Regions from separate parts of the Homo sapiens genome. Here region 2 is linked to region 1. A link is an interaction called in ENCODE POLR2A ChIA-PET data of the cell type or tissue named here. Cell type or tissue: GM12878. All regions are shown on one strand.

Region 1 (2,500 bases):
TTTCTTTTTTTTCCTTTTTTTTTTTTTTTAAGGTAAGCTTCCCAGTGATAACACCATGGCCCAGGAAAAAATATTCAGTAAGAACCAGGGACCTTTCAAAAAGATGCCAAGACAATTCCACAGGGAAACAGCAATCTTTTCAGTAATCAGCAGTGGAACAAATAGATATACACAAGGAAAAGAATGAAGTTGGACTCCTACTTTACAAAATATACACAAATTAACTCAAAATGGATCAAAGACCATGGTGAGAACCAAAACTATAAAAATTCATAGAAGAAAACATAGACATTAATCTTCCTGACATTGGATTAGGCAATGGTTTCCTAGACAGGGCACCAAAACCACAAGTGACAAGAAAAAATAATAGGTATCTTGGCCATCAACAAAATTAAAAAGTTTTATACTTCAAAGGACACCCTCAAGGAAGTAAAGACAACCCACAGAAGGGTGAAAATGTTTACAAATCATGTATGTTAGAAAAGCATCTAGAATATACAAATGGTCCATACAACTCAATAATAAAAGGACAATTTATCCCCAGTAATCTAGTGGTTAGGAAAATAGAAAACTTGAAATAAAATACAAGCCAATTAAAAATGGGCAAGCAATTTGAACAGACATTTGCCCAAAGAAGATCTATATATGTACAGAGTTATAAATATAGAGACCTTTATATATATATATATATATATATATATATATATATATATATATAAACCATTAGACACATGAAAAGATGGTCAACATCAGTAGCGATCAGTGTCATGAAAATATAAACCACAATGAGATACCACTTCATATCCACTAAGATGTCATAATCAAAAAGACAGAAAATAGCAAGCATTGATGAGGATGTAGAGAAATTGAAACCCTCATACACTGCTAGTGGGGATGTTAAATGACACAGTTGCTGTAGAAAAAGTTGCTGTTGATGTAGAGAAATTGAAACCCTCATCTTCTGCTAGTGGGAATGTAAAATGGCTTAGTTGCTGTGGAAAACGGCCTGGCAGTTCCCCAAAAAGTTAAACACAGAGTTGCTATATGACCTAGCAATTTCACGCCTATGTATTAAGTTGGTGCAAAAGTAATTGTGGTTTCTACCATTAAAAGTAATGGCAAAACCACAATTGCTTTTGCACCAACTAATATATTCCCCAAAGAAATGAAAAAATACATTCACACAAAACTTGTACAAATTCATAGCATCATTATTCATAATAGCCAGAAAGTAGAAACACCCCAAATGTTAATCAACTGATGAATGGATTAAAAAATGGGGTGTATCCATCCATACAATGAAATATTGCTCAGCAATAAAAATGAATGAAGAACCATGCTTAACTTGGATGACTGTATAAAACATTATGCTTAGTGAAAGAAGCCAGTCACAAAAGACTGTGTTACTGTATTATTTCATATATATGAAAAGTCCAGAAGAGGTCAATCTTATATAGAAAGTAGATTCATGATTGCCCAGGAGTTGGGGATGGGGGAAGTAGGGGAATGATAACTAAAGAGTCCGAAGTTTCTTTTGGGATGATGGCACTGATCTAAAATTGATTGTAATTCTGTGAATTGATTGTGGTTCTATGAATTTACTGAAAATCATAGAATTGAACACTAGAAATGAGTTAACTATACAGTATGTTAATTATATCTCAATAATAGGGGAGGTTTTAGAGATCTGTTTTTCACACTGATTAAAGGGAAGTACTTGCTAAGAGCTGGACAAGTCAGTTCTGTAATCATTGGCTCGTTACCCATTTTGACTAATTGAATTTTCAGAAGCAGATACTGAGATGGAGTATAGGAAGTAAAATGTTCATTAAAGGGATCCATCAGACTGGAGCTAAAGATCTGTGACTATGGAATATAAAATTAAATTTTGATTGTATTCTATTATATCTGGTCCTTTCATATGGCGTAAGACTTTTGATGTGGTTACCTGAAGTGCATAGATATCTAATAGTGAAATACAAGTGTGTTTTGTTTCTTAAATTCCTGGCAAAAGGTTCAGCTTCAACATAAAAGTTCCAGAACCAATTGAAATTAAATATAGGTAAAGAAATAGCTGTTTTCCTTCACTTCTTCGTAAGTATCTTCATTAGTTCATCATCAGTATCTCTCCCCTTGTCTAATTGGAAAATTATTTTTAATTTTAGTAGTCTTTTATGAAAGTCAGTATTGTTGTCTCAGATATAGGAGTTATAATCCTGGCACATGCTCGTATTATGAGAAAAATTAAATGAAACAATATATGCAGAATGTCTGGGTCAGAGCAGGTGCTCTTATTAATACAGGAAGGATAGAGACAGACACCTCAGTGATTTGTTGAGGTTCAATGCCAGTTTAGGGATAATCTGAAAAACACTTTTTAGTCTGTTTCAGGATACAGAGGCAGGAAAACAGTCACATACAGAATATACTTGGAAAAATTGCCAAGTATCTGAGTTAGGTAGAGAAAGAACTTCCTAGATTGTTTTTAATGCTACAATGC
Region 2 (2,500 bases), 150 kb after region 1:
CTTTGTGGACTTGAGGAAACAACACCCTCAAAGTTGCTAATAGATAATTTAAATTATGTTAAGTAACATTTTTTATTTAATCCATGAGAAATTCCAAATTGAATCTGTTAGAATGTAAGTTATAGCAGGCTAATTAATAAATGGGATAACTATGTTGTCCTTTTTAATAAGAAACAGCACCCCTCCATAGACCAAAAATGAAGACGCTAGAAATTCAGAAACACTAGTCTCCGTTCTAGTTCTGCCATTAAATTTCTATGTGATCTGAGGTGTCTCCTTTAACTTCTCTGTGTCCCATGTTTTCTTATTAGCAATATGAAGAATAATAAGGCTGGCCTACAGTTATTCTTTTAAAGGTGATGGTCAAAAACAGTATAAATGATAAGGGCTTATAAAATAGTGTGTTTTTTTACTTACAATATTATTTGAATTTAAAATAATTTTATTTTATTTTACATGGTATGATAGACAATTTAAAATCATGGAATTTTATCTATTAGTTTTACATAAAGCTCATGGAAATAGTTCAATAATTGGCAAAGTGGCCTGGTTCATATTTTAGCAATGTCTGCGCTGTGAGAGTTTCACACAGAAATCACTCAAGCTTTATAACCATAGCATAATCAGATGTATCTAATACTTATCCCAATAATAGAACTGCCCACTTACTGAATTAATTGAAAAGAATAAAAATGTTAAAACTCAATTTTCAGGCATGTCATTAGGTTTTTTTTTTTTTTTTCCATCAAGGAGTTGCATAGAAACAACCAGATTCACCAGCACTCAAGATGAGACCTTCAGGAAAAATACCTCTAATTAATAAATCAATAAGAGCTGCTGTTACAGAAATGCCAGGGGTTCATTCTAGGTCCTGCTACTCAGTACACACAATGCCAATCACTAAGTCAAAGAGTATCTCTAGATAAGAGGGCTTTAATTGGGTGCTGCAGCTGAGGAGAACAAGAGATCAGTCTCAAGTACGTCTTCTCTAACAACTAAAATGAGAGGTTCATATATCAGGAAAGAAATGTAATTACATGTGGGGAAAACAAGAATTAGGAAGTGGTAAGGAAGAGAGGAGTTGGTCAATAGCAAGCAGGTGGTTGTTTAGGCAGTAAAAACAGGTGAGCCATCTGCTGTCTCATTGTCTAGATGCAGTGATCTGGTAAGTTTCAGTTCCTTGATACTCTCTAGAAGGCCTGATAGGAACTCTAAAAAGACAAATGCAACTTTCTCAAGTTTTAAGACTTGGAAGGTAAATTTCTATGTTTATTCAGAATGAACCATAAACATCAGCTCTATGGGACAACTGGGCTGATTTTACTACCACTTAGCCCCTCGGAAAGGTTTACCTAATAAAGCAGGAACTCAGGCGGAGGGAGAAAATTTCAGAAGTCTGGTACAAACAATGGAAAAAACGGTTGAAAGGGAGAGGCAATTTTGAGTACTTTTGTGTGCGTGTGTCACTCAGATTGTCTTCTGACCCAGTTGATAGTGACTTGTAAAAAAGGCTTGGACACAAGAAGATAAAGGAAAGGTGGTGTCAAAGAACTGTGTCTCTGGGTCTCTATTAAATGGTAGGAAAAGCACATGAAGGGGCCACACCTGATAAAGGAAGATACCTACCTTCTTAGTAACATCACATTTAGAATGGGAGCCTACATTTAGCTCTGCAAAATTCAAGAATAGCAAAGCTCCATGTCATCCTAATATACATGTCAACATATGTGAGGCCAAGCCATCTCAGTAAAAAATTATTCATAGAAAAGGAATGGATTATAGTCTATGAAGAAGTGGCAAGCCACAGGATCTGAGACAAAATGAGAGTCAAAGCCATTTGCCAGCCATATGCATGAGATATTTCAGTTACTCCGTTTAGTCAGGAAGGGAGAATATGATTTTTCTAGCTAATTTTGATTGAGGAAGGTGAGCTAGAGTTATTACAGTTATTATTAGGTTGGCGCAAAAGTAATTGCAGTTTTTGCCATTAGGTTTAATATTAGGCAAAAAAACAAAAACAAAAACAAAAACAAAAACCCTAATGCAAGCAATTTTTTTTTTTTTTTTTTTGAGACGGAGTTTTTGCTCTTGTTGCCCAGGCTGGAGTGCAATGGGGCGATCTCAGCTCACCACAACCTCCGCCTCCCAGGTTCAAGCGATTCTCCTGCCTCAGCCTCCCGAGTAGCTGGGATTACAGGCATGCGCCTCCACGCCTGGCTAATTTTGTATTTTTAGTAGAGATGGGGTTTCTCCACGGGGTTTCTCCATGTTGGCCAGGCTGGTCTCCAACTCCCGACCTCAGGTGATCCGCCCGCCTCGGCCTCCGTAAGTGCTAGGATTACATTCGTGAGCCACCACGCCCGGCCATGCAAACTATTAATATTATTTTAATTCTCTTATAAGGAGGACTGAAAAGGCAAAAAATAAAAATAAAAAAAGAACACTTTGGATCTTATGGGAATATGATGATGACCAGGGAAAAGGGTAAAAGATAGAGGAA

What was found. Peaks named below come from ENCODE experiments on the same cell type or tissue, not always from the same donor. Only the 100,000 strongest peaks of a DNase experiment are listed, where the experiment ranks them.
Region 2: POLR2A ChIA-PET joins it to region 1 with 5 read pairs; 1 of 35 experiments calls an interaction of 5 or more read pairs at or near these places.

What each region holds. Positions count from the first base shown.
Region 1 is chr10:56,480,821-56,483,320 of GRCh38, forward strand. No RefSeq gene overlaps it. Among named protein-coding and RNA genes, the nearest start is that of ZWINT, 120 kb to the left of the region's middle. In GM12878, no CTCF peak of the experiment used is centred here; a DNase peak (open chromatin) is centred at 1,031.
Region 2 is chr10:56,633,162-56,635,661 of GRCh38, forward strand. No RefSeq gene overlaps it. Among named protein-coding and RNA genes, the nearest start is that of ZWINT, 270 kb to the left of the region's middle. In GM12878, no CTCF peak of the experiment used is centred here; a DNase peak (open chromatin) is centred at 1,090; H3K4me3 peaks cover 492 bases; H3K27ac peaks cover 710 bases.